Linked DNA regions of Homo sapiens: regions 1 and 2 are each linked to region 3. A link is a contact called in ENCODE Hi-C or POLR2A ChIA-PET data. All regions are on one chromosome and are shown on one strand. Each heading gives the region's core, a stretch centred on a gene start or an enhancer-like site at or near the end of the contact. The rest is flanking DNA. Distances are from core to core; before and after follow the strand shown. Region 1 has its middle 18 kb from the start of RGS2. Region 2 overlaps LOC105371668 (a long non-coding RNA gene). Region 3 holds the start of RGS2-AS1 (RSG2 antisense RNA 1).

Region 1 (4,027 bases), core at 277-2,776, 120 kb before region 3:
CTTTACTGGCTTAGGTGGAGGTGGACATTTATTGTTTAAAAGTATCTGTCTTGCTAGGCTTCCCCTTTCCTAGTTCTTTGGCTGAAGAAAAAAGACTTTTCTTCGGGGACTTTTTTTTCTGTTTTCCTGGGCTATTGTGGATTGCCAGTTTTTTGGCTCCAAGTCTGAGAAATATAAGGCAAAAAGACAGTCTAAGGAACTTACCACCATATCATTCATTGGGACCCAAAGTCTCCAACCAGTCCTTCTACCTCTCTACATTTTCTTGAGTTTTTAATATTTGTTTCATACATAATATGCAGGGTTTTTAGTTGAAATTAGTGGGAGAAATAAGGAAAGATATGTCTATTCCATCTTCCAAAAAGTAGAAGTCTTCTCTATTACCATTTTTAATAGTTTGATTACTATATTTCAGTATAACTGGTTTCCTTTGCAATCCCATAAATTTTGTTTATGCATTTACAAACAATTTTCTGAGAATCACCACATAGCCATCAAGGTCCATGGCATGGAACCACCATGAGCCATTTTAGAGAAAAATATTAAAAGCTTGAGACCAGAAAGAAGCAGCAAAGAATTATATTCCAAGATGAAGCAATGGGCACAACTCCCTTCTTTAGAGCACACGTTGGCTTTCTAACTTCCAGGTACCCTCTCTAACCCCCCGAGGGTCACATGGAGAAGAGTAACTAGAGCTAGATTGATGACTTGGAGAGGAGTAGGGAGCCATCTATTGTCTTATTGTCTTGCAAGGCTGTTGCCTTGGTGGCCCAAGCCTACAAACCATCCTCAAAACTCAGAGATCACCACCTGTCACCCCACTTGAGAAGTAAAGTTAACCATTCATCCATCACTTTGGGTATGGGCTTTCCATTCCCCAGGATAGCCCCTTCTTAATTTCCACTACATTGGAAATCCCCTTTCAATGGCCCAGAATATTCATAGGCATGCCTTCCACTCTGACAGGAGATACAGGTGTTTGTCATCCTGGTGGCAAGTGGTGAAGCAGCAGGGAAAACTCATACACCAGGACATGAGAGGGACTATTCACCCATTTTGCATTTAAATGTGTATCTACTCTTTCATTAGATGGTGAATTCCTCAGAGGAAATGAACTATGTTTCATTTTTTCCTTTTATTTTCAGTGTTTAGCAGAGTATAAAGCACATGGCAGATGCCTAATCAATGTTACTAAATGAACAAATAAGTCTATACTGCAGAAAAATGGTATATTTAGGATTTATCAAATACCTCATGTTTGCGTATTTCTATTTTAATTAAAAAAAGCATTCTTAGATTATTTAAAACAACTATTACTAGTTATTTCTTGGGCTGTAACATTTCTAGTATCTTCTTACTTATCTACTACTACTAATCTGAATTTGGACAACAAAATGTATGCACATTTTCTCTATTTCACAGACCATCTGGCACAGATGTCATGCATGTTGCTACCTCATAGATATGTTAATGAGTGACACAAAGTTTCCAGGTCCAGTCACAAAAATGCCATTTCCCTCCTCCACTTCCTTACCCACATTCAAAAGGCCAAGGTAAACACGTCCTGGGGCAACAGTCTGGAGAGTATAACCCTAGAAATAAAATGGATTCAGATAAATTCCAGAGTGATCTGCCAGTGACTAATGGTAATATCTTTAGTTAGCCAGAGTTCAAAAATACAAAAAGATAAAAATCTTGAGTGCAATCTCATAAATCTTTAACCCATGTAGCCCTACTCCATAGCAAAGTCTTCTTGAAAGCAAATAATGATTTAAAAAATTAACTTCTTATGTTAACTAGCTACCCAGATAAGTTCAAGAAATGGAATGAACATTATCCAGGAATTGAAAGGAAATGACTAAGAGTTAGGAAATGGTACCAGCATCAAGTATGACAACTTGTAAAGAAGGGTGACATTCCACACCTCCTATCTGGGTAGGGTTTACAGGACATCCTATGAACTGTCATAAAAGATAAATCTGGGTTTGTCTTACTAAAGCCAATGACAAAGACAGCTTGGCAGTGAAACTGACAGCTAATACTGTGAGTGAGGCCGCTGACGACAGTAATGAATGAATAACCTGTCCGGAACTCTTCATCAGTGAGATGAGAACCATGGAAGAGTTAATAGATCCAGTCAGGTTTCAGAGGGCACACCTTCTGCACAGCCCAGATAGATAAGAAAAGAGGATTTTTAAGGTAGATGATTTGATTTCTATGCTTAAATAAAAATAGATTTGTGGTTTGAATTACAATAAAACAAAAATGGAAGTAAACAAAGTTTTGATAAAATACAAAACACATTTTAGATATATTATAAGCACAGTGCATACAAAACACAGATATTTATAAAGTTAGTTGTCAATACAAGTCCATATTACTTGTTAAGAGGAAATTCTGTGGCACGTACAGTAAGTGCTGATATCAGGAATGCTTTGATAAAGAAGTTTGGGTATAGGCAGGTCACTCAACATACTTTTCTATAGAAGCTAGGCAGCATTATTTTAGATTTGAGGAGAAAGTATTGCTTTAAAAATTATGTATTAACTTCCAATAGAAAAATCAGTAATTAAGTCAAAGTGGAGTTAGGCATTTAAATAGGCATCAAGGCAAATTAGTATTGATAACTTCTTTTCAATTTTAAATAGAAAAATTATTTTAATTGGCTTTATAAATGTACTTATTTAAATACTGCAGCCAAGAATGCAGTTTTAAATGACCATCTGGCTAGCACTCCTTGAGGCAGTATCTCACGATGCTTCCTAAAGTTTCTGTGAATAATTTTTTTTAAAAAAGCAAAACAGCCACCCGAATCCAGCAGCACATCAAAAACCTATCCACCACAATCAAGTTGGCTTTATCCCTGGGTTGCAAGGCTGGTTCAACATACACAAATCAATAAATGTAATCCATCACATAAACAGAACCAATGACAAAAACCACATGATTATCTCAATAGATGCAGAAAAGGCCTTCGATAAAATTCAACACCACATCATGCTGAAAACTAGGTATTGATGGAATGTATCTCAAAATAATAAGAGCTATTTATGACAAATCCACAGCCAATATCTGAATGGGCAAAAACTGGAAGCATTCCCTTTGAAAACCAGCACAAGACAAGGATGCCCTCTCTCTCCACTCCTATTCAACATAGTATTGCAAGCTCCGGCCAGGTCACTCAGGAAAGAGAAAGAAATAAAGGGTTTTCAAATAGGAAGAAAGGAAGTCAAATTGTCTCTGTTTGCAGATGACATGATTGTATATTTAGAAAACCCCATTGTCTCAGCCCCAAATCTCTTTAAGCTGACAAGCAACTTCAGCAAAATCTCAGGATACAAAATCAGTGTGCAAAAATCACAAGCATTCCTATACACAAATAACAGACAAACAGAGAGCCAAATCATGAGTGAACTCCCATTCACAATTGCTACAAAGAGAATAAAATACCTAGGAATACAACTTACAAGGGATGTGAAGGACCTCTTCAAGGAGAACTACAAACCACTGCTCAAGGAAATAAGACAGGACACAAACAAATGGAAAAATATTCCATGCGCATGGATAGGAAGAATCAATATCATGAAAATGGCCATAATGCCCAAAGTAATGTATAGATTCAATGGTATCCCCATCATGCTACCATTGACTTTCTTCACAGAATTAAAAAAAACTACTTTAAATTTCATATGGAACCAAAAAAGAGCCCATATAGCCAAGACGATCCTAAGCAAAAAGAACAAAGCTGGAGGCATCATGCTACCTGACTTCAAACTACACTACAAGGCTATAGTAACCAAAAACAGCATGGTACTGGTACCAAAACAGATATATAGACCAATGGAACGGAACAGAGGCATCAGAAATAATGCCACACATCTACAACCATCTGATCTTTGACAAACCTGACCAAAACAAGCAATGGGGAAAGGATTCCCTATTTAATAAATAGTGTTGGGAAAACTGGTTAGCCATATGCAGAAAACTGAAACTGGATCCATTCCTTACACCTTATACAAAAATTAAC
Region 2 (3,576 bases), core at 838-3,337, 86 kb before region 3:
CACTGTTTTCTTCTTTAGAAAGTGAGTCTACAATCAACAAGGTAAAACAATTCATCAACACCTGCCAAAAGTAACAACTATGCCAACAACATGCTAACTGGAATTCCTTATCTTTACTTTTACTCATTAATTACATATATTTGGAGCTCTACTAGATAAGAAGCTGTACTTCAGCAAGCAGAACTATGATCCATTTACAGGGAGTGGTGTTGTGAGGAGAGCTGGACATTTAGGATCAAATATGAGAAATTAAACAGAAATGATGTGAAAGAAATCTCACCATATAGACTAGCTAAACTTTTTCAAATATAGAACTTAGCTTAGTATTAAATACATTGAAAAACTAGTAATGATCCTAGCTAGGGGCTTTGAAACTTTTCATCCAATCATTTCCCCAAGATTTCCCTTAGTCTTCCCAAGTCTCCAGTTTGCCACATAATACAAGTTTGGTGTTTGAATTCTCAGTGCCATAACTAAGCCGCTTCATGGAGAGGGTTCAAAAGTCAAATCTCCCCTTTCATAAAGCTCACAATGCTAGCCTGCTACTACTAAACTCTTTAAAAAAAAGAAAAACAAAAACAAAAACAAAAAACAAACTTTCCTGTAATAAATAATATTTATTATTATAAATATTTTTTAAAATAGGCAAAGGACCCAGGTTTTCCCCTTTCTCTGAACTCCCTGCATCCATCACTTCTCCTTGCCCTTGTAGCCTACAGGGTAAGAGAGATGATGGCTTCACCAGTTGCTCTTTAAAAAAACCTGATGCCTGTTACCTAAGAGGCCCTATGAGGTAGGAGACAGAATGGCTGGCTTTGGAACATGGAGATTAGGCTTGACTCTGACCTCTGCCTCTTGCTATCTTGCAGCTCATCCTCTTCATGTTTCTCTTCCTCCCAGGCAAAAAAAAAGTAGTATCATCCTTTCTACCAGGGTGCCATAGAGATTAAATAAGATAATATAAGCAGAGCACTTTAAATAAGATGCTCAATAAGTGGTAGTGATGATGAGTTATTTTAACTATTTAAACCTATGTTAATCTGTGTAAATACATTGCGGGAGAAAGGAAAGTGAAAGATGACACCATCCAAAACCCCAAAGGTAGGCCTGCTCAAAGAGCTCTGATTGCAGTTCATCTCCACCCAGTTAGGGTGGAGGCTATGTCTGTTTCCTCCCTACAATCTGAAACATGTCCAGCATATAACTGTTGAATTCATTAATTTGAAAACCAATGACCTAATGAAAAAGTAAAAAGTATCTTACAGAGAAACTATAAAAATTAAAGTCCCGGCCGGGCGCAGTGGCCCACGCCTGTAATCCCAGCACTTTGGAAGGCCAAGGTGGGCGGATCAGCTGAAGTCAGGAGTCTGGGATCAGCTGAAGTCAGGGGTCCAAGACCAGCTTGGCCAACATGGTGAAAACCCGTCTCTACTAAAAATACAAAAATTAGCCAGGCATGGTGGCAGACGCCTGTAATCTCAGCTAGTCAGGAGGCTGAGGCAGGAGAATCTCTTGAACCCGGGAGGCGGAGGTTGCAGTGAGCCGAGATGGCGCCATTACACTCCAGCCTGGGGAACAAGAGTGAGACTTCGTCTCAAAAAAAAAAAAAAAATTAAAGTCCCAGTCAGAAGTCTTATTGATATTTAAGCAAGTTATTTAGCTTCATTTGTCTTAGTTTATCTGCTAGCTGGAATTAATAATGTTTGCATCTGCTTATCTGAGAGAACAGTCAGGAGAAGAAATGCAAGCATACCTGCCATAATACAAATGGAAACTGACAAATTATAACGTATCTTACTTTCTTTCGATAGGGATATTATAAAGTAAAGTAGGTATAGTAATACTCACCTTTTATAGAGTTGCTTTGAGAATTAGAAATAATGCATGTAAAACCTTTGCACAATGACTGACATAAAATAGGAGACCAAGAAATTATAGGTATTATTTTTATCATTATTATTACTGAGAGACTTTGGAGTAATTTCTGTCTTCTGTAAAAGCGATATGACAGAACAGCTGTGCAAATAATGTACAAGTTCCTTGAAACTGATAGAAAACGTTCACGTCTCAAGCTTCAGGAGTCCACTGTGTTCTTGTTTGCTAAGTGAGAACACCGTGTACAATGGAAGTGAGTCAGTTCTGTCCAACCTTCCTTAGGATGTTATAAAATTTGGCATAATTTTAATTAGTAGTAGTCATTGCTCTTTAAGCTCACAACAATGTATTTCATCAGAACTGCATGACAAAATAAATAGGATGTTTATTTTTATCACCACACCTGTAGTCATCAATGATATAGCAGTCAGCCTAAGAAACTAAGAAACTCCCAAAGCAAACAATATAAATATGTCTTTATAGGCTTATCATTTGGCCAGTCTAAACATGTTACAAGTTTAAATGATCTTTTTAAAAGTTCCCTAGCTTTGCTATAGACATAAAGCATATTACACCTGTCTAACATGTTTTTATCATCATTAGTCTATTTTATCTTCATACTGACCATATGAGAGATTTAAGTAGATATTATGATCTCTATTCTACAAGCTGAAAAACTGAGATGCTATAACGTTAAGCAACTTCTGCAGGATCAGTGATTAAGACAGAACTATAATCCAGGTTTCTGGGTGTGGCTTCCTTCTACTGCATTTGGCTATTTTCAGGTATCTCCAATGCTCCAGGAAAATAAAATGCCTCTAAACAATCCACCATTTTTCAAAAGTGACTACAAATAATACATCCAGACAGATATAATACAAATTATTCTAGAGAATTGATCTAATCTTGCTATTAACAATATATAAAATGAGGCTGGGCATGGTGGCTCACGCCTGTAATCCCAGAACTTTGGGAGTCCGAGGCGAGTGTATCACCTGAGCTCATGAGTTCAAGACCAGCCTGGGCAACATGACAAATCCCTGTCTTTACAAAAAGTACAAAAAATTAGCCAGGTGTAATGGTGTGTGCCTGTAGTCCCAGCTGCTTAGGAGGCTGAAGCAGGAGAATCACTTGAGGCCAGAAGGCAGAGGTTGCAGTGAGCCAAGATCATGCCATTGCACTCCAGCCTGGGTGATAGAGTGAGACCCTGTCTCAAAAAAAAAAAAAAAAAAAAAAAAATATATATATATATATATATAGAGAGAGAGAGAGAGAGAGAGAGAGAGAGAGAGAGAGAAAATATATATAATATACATATTATATATATATATAAAATAACTTGACATCTCAGAAGAGAAACTTCATAAATGCTAAAGATAAGAACTAACCCATGGGAAAACTGACCCCATGTAAGTGTGAAGGCAACAGGAAGAGCTTCAGGCCAGAAATCTGGAAATCTGGATTCCAGGCTAATTCTGGCTCTAATTGTGTGTATGACTTTGGATAAATTCCTTATCTCTGTAGTGTTCCAGTTTTATCATCTATAAAAGAGTTGGTCTAAATGTAGAATTTAATTGGCAGAATGTTGAAATTCTCAAATCTGCAAATCAATAGTTGACTCCATGGTGGTATTCACTCCTTTAGTAATGATTTACTACCATAAACACTGATATGCATAAATATTAGCTAAAGCTAATAAAG
Region 3 (3,978 bases), core at 488-2,987:
AGTTAGGCAACAGACATAATTTGTCTCTGTGCCTCAAGTCTTATTCTCTAGAAGGCTTCCCTGAACCTCCACAAAACTAGTTTTCTCCTTATACATTCTTTTTTTTTTTTTTTTTTTTTTTTTTTTTTTTTTTTTTCCTGACAGAGTGAGACTCTGCAGTGCAGTGGCTGATCTCGGCTCACTGCAATCTTCGCCTCTCAAGTTCAAGCGATTCTCTTGCCTCAGCCTCCCGAGTAGCTGGGATTACAGACACCTGCCACCATGCCTGGCTAATTTTTGTGTTTTTAGTAGAGATGGGATTTCACCATGTTGGCCAGGCTGGTCTCCAACTCCTGGACTCAAGTGATCAGCTTGCCTAGGCCTCCCAAAATGTTGAAATTACAGGCATGAGACACTGCGCCTGGCCTCCTCATTATACATTCTTATTCAATGCTGTACTCCTCATTCATAGCAATCCTCCCAAGTATAAATAAATTACTTATTATATAAATGGTTGTCATTTGTCTCCCTCAAAAAATTAAGCTCCCTGAGGGAAAAGAACATTCATAATATTTAATATTTGTTAGATGAACAAATGGATCAATGCTTCTTAAATTTATTTTCTACACTGCCACTAACCTAATCTTTCTAAAACAAAAACAGAGTCATGTCACTTTACTGTAAAAAATCCTTCAATGGAAAAAAGAAAAAAAAAGGGAGGTCTACAGTGGATTCCCACTGCCTTAAGCTATTGATTTTATGTCTAAACTTCTTAGCATGAAAGACAAGGTTTTCTAAGACCTGGTCTACTTACCTCTACAGCTTTGTTTCTTTAGCTGACTGCTCAATATCACTGCTCTCCCTCAACTTAACTGCAAATAAATTCAATACTTCAGAAATAACAAAGGAGGAAAAACACTCTTTTAATATTTTATTATGCTCAAATAATTTAAAAATATATAAATAAAATGATTAAATAAAGCCCCAAACCTTTTTTCAAATAAGCACCCTAAATTATCTAAATCACCTAGGATGCTTGTTTTCCTAAGAACCAAGGAATATTTCAGGTGATTTAGTATAAAGTATAGCATGCCCAGACAAGATCCCATAACAGGAGTTACTTACCTGGTGCTGCTTATTTTGGATATCAGAATTTTAAAGGAAATGAGGTCCATTTGGTTTAGGCATCTATATATATATCAGTACGTAGAGGACTAAATGAGGGTTTAAAAGAATTTGTTGAATATAACTGAACCAACTCTAAAATGAAAAATATATAAGATGGAATGATGATTAAATGGAAATGCTTAACTCAGTAAATGATCAGTTTCTTATTTCTAATGGACCCAAGTCTGCAATTCAAAGTTGGGAAGAGGCAGACAGTATGACATGAAATACTCTGTGTATTATATCAATTACACCTCAAGAGAAGAATTTGACTTTGCAAATTACAGAACTAGTAAGAAAACATTTTTTTTCTTTCATACGGGTTTAGTCTGTCCTTAAAAGGGGGCTTTGGGGGTAGATATTGGATTCAACTGTTATTTGTCAGACAAGTGAAAGAATAAAGAGAAGTGTGTGACACAGTGGTGGAGAAGCCTTACCTGGGACCAATCTGAAGTGCCTGTTGTGTTCTGCAGTATCATAAGTCGCCAGGGTCTCTCTGTCTGGCATAGCCATTCTCATTCCCAAAGTGCTTCAGGGATTTGGATCAAATCCAAAGACTATTCTGCTTGTTCATTCTGAACAGATTAATTCAGATTTGGCTAAAGATACTGCTGAGAAAAGAAGCGTGAATCCTAAGGGAACATCAACTTTCATGACTAAAGATAGAATTACCTGAAAAGTACATGGGGAGCTATGGGCAGAGTTAGAAGTTTATATTCTTACAAAGAGATCTAAACTTAAAGGAACAAGGACTGGGGAGAACTATAACTGCCTATGACAGTCAGTTTCTTACATGGTTTTATTTTAAACTATGCAGAAAAATTACACAGAAATGGCTCTTTCGGCCAGGCACGGTGGCTCACGCCTGTAATCTTGGCACTTTGGGAGGCCGAAGTGGGTGTATCATTTGAGCTCAGGAGTTCGAGACCAGCCTGGGCAACATAGCGAAACCTTGTTTCTACAAAAAATACAAAAATTAGCCAGGTGTGGTGCACCTATAGTTCCAGCTATTTGGGAGGCTGAGGTGGGAGGATCTCTTGGGCCCGGGAGTTTGAGGCTCCTGCAAGCCAAGATACTGCCACTGCACTCCAGCCTGGGCAAGAGACCCTGTCTCAAAAGAAAAAGAAATAGCTTTTTTTTCTCACCCTACATTATAATTTTCATCAGCCACCTCCAACCAATCAGTAAAATCTAATATATCTGTGCAGTCTTCTGTGTAATTAATACGATAAACAAAGGGGCAGAGCAGTAAAGAGAAATGAGAATTGTCCCACATTTTCCCATTTTTGGTACTCATGAGAACAGAGATGCTACCTCTCAGGGGTTTCGGACTAGCAAGGAGGAAAAATTTTGCCCGTTAGTGGAGCTAGAGATGATGAAAAGAACTTGATTTAGAGAAAAATTGCTAGATAGACAACTTGAGATTGGATATATAATACCCTTCTATTTTACCCTAAAATGCCAGCCTAAAGACTTTTAAGGAGAAGCAAAAATTGACACCTTTGTTTTAACAGATGTATTGAATAAATTATAATGTAATATCCATTCCAGCTCTTATCAAGGTACTGGTCATCACAATTAAGTAGTTTGGATGAGGGCACTGACTTTGGGCTAAGAGAATCTTCTTTTTTTGCCTCAGCTGTTCTGTTTCTGTTAAGACACTGTCTGGGCTGAGATATTTAAATCTGGTTTCAAGGCTGAGTGTGGTGGATCATGCCTGTGATGCCAACACTTTGGGAGGTTGAGGTGGGTGGCTTGCTTCAGTCCTAGCCTGGGCAATGGAGACAAAACCCAAAAAATACAAAAAATTGTGTCTACAAAAAACTAGCCAGGCATGGTGACATGCACCTATAGTCCCAGCTACTTGGAAGGCTTAGAGGGGAGGATCAGCTGAGCCCAAGAAATGGAGGCTGCAGTAAGCCATGATTGCACCACTGCACTCTAGCCTGGACAACAGAGCAAGACCCTGTCTCAAAAAAAAAATCTTGCTTCAAGGTTCTATGCAGATGATTCTTTGCTTGTAAACCCTAGGAGCACCTATGTGATGCTTTGTGCTCCTCTCACTGGAATTACCTTATTCCTTATCTCTGTTCTCTTGAGTAATTGCCTCCTCTAACCAGGATTAGCATTCTTTGATCTGACTCCTTTGTTATCTTGTCTGTTGTGACAATGGGAAACATTTAAATGTTCTCTGGCCAGAAGAGACTGTTTCCGTCTGGAGACCAAAATGAAACTAGTCCTGGCATTTGAGTACTGTCATGATATGTCTTTCAAGCGGCAGTCCCTGTAGTGGATGCTGTGATGCGCTAAAGCTCTAAGGCATTCACTCCCCCAGCTCCCAGCAATGTTTTCTGCTTAAAGCTCACAGCTGAGTCCCTGCCTAGGAATTGCCCTCAGCTGAGGGAGTTTCCTGGCCCACGTTTATGTCCCTCTCTCCACCCTGGGTCAGCGTGCATTAAGTAACTGGTCAATGTAGAAGTACAAAGGCCTGGCCCCTTGCCTCAATTTAGGAACTTTAAAGGGCCACACCAGCTCCAGAGCTCCTATGGATGGGCTGAGATTTCAGTTGCAATTGCGTGGCAGATCAGCTTTTCCCTCTGCTTAATCCTGCCTTCCTCCCTTTCTTATAAGTCTGCATGTCTTTCATCTCAGAGTCTGTTCCATGGAACCCACTCTAATTACTAATTCCATTAAGGTTAATAAGCACATCATTTCCAGTATCTCCTGGGTTACATTAGATTTATTCAAGTGTGGAAACAAATTAATAATTGAGGATGGATTCTGCCATTAGGAAAGCATCGTCTAATTCATGATTATTTAAATTTTCTTCTA

The links. Hi-C counts contacts between places; a loop is a spot of excess contacts on that map. ChIA-PET counts read pairs that join two places held with the same protein, here RNA polymerase II (POLR2A). Pooled maps may share reads with other maps.
Region 1: a pooled map shows a loop between it and region 3 (1.9-fold over the local background). The contact joins the enhancer-like site here to the promoter of RGS2-AS1 in region 3. A Hi-C loop is called at or near these places in 3 of 168 maps with a recorded cell type or tissue (CD14-positive monocyte, endothelial cell of umbilical vein and sigmoid colon), 1 of 37 single-sample maps with no recorded cell type and 1 of 50 pooled maps. POLR2A ChIA-PET finds 5 or more read pairs at or near these places in 3 of 52 experiments (MCF 10A, activated B cell and endothelial cell of umbilical vein).
Region 2: a loop to region 3 is called in a map of PC-3, with 3 times the contacts of the local background. The contact joins the enhancer-like site here to the promoter of RGS2-AS1 in region 3. A Hi-C loop is called at or near these places in 2 of 168 maps with a recorded cell type or tissue (CD14-positive monocyte and PC-3) and 1 of 50 pooled maps.

The regions. Positions count from the first base shown.
Region 1 is chr1:192,825,370-192,829,396 of GRCh38, forward strand. No RefSeq gene overlaps it. Among named protein-coding and RNA genes, the nearest start is that of RGS2, 18 kb to the left of the region's middle. RefSeq lists an enhancer at 1,213-2,412. Within about 2 kb of position 1,527, at least 3 of the 41 ENCODE cell types and tissues checked have a DNase peak (open chromatin) inside an H3K27ac peak, as active enhancers do; they include endothelial cell of umbilical vein, where a contact is called at or near this core.
Region 2 is chr1:192,859,869-192,863,444 of GRCh38, forward strand. The region is part of intron 2 of LOC105371668 (a long non-coding RNA gene); the gene reads left to right. Among named protein-coding and RNA genes, the nearest start is that of RGS2, 53 kb to the left of the region's middle. Within about 2 kb of position 2,088, at least 2 of the 41 ENCODE cell types and tissues checked have a DNase peak (open chromatin) inside an H3K27ac peak, as active enhancers do; they include PC-3, where a contact is called at or near this core.
Region 3 is chr1:192,946,520-192,950,497 of GRCh38, forward strand. It overlaps RGS2-AS1 (RSG2 antisense RNA 1), which reads right to left and starts at 1,738. Exons shown (of 3, transcript NR_126003.1): 1 at 1,584-1,738.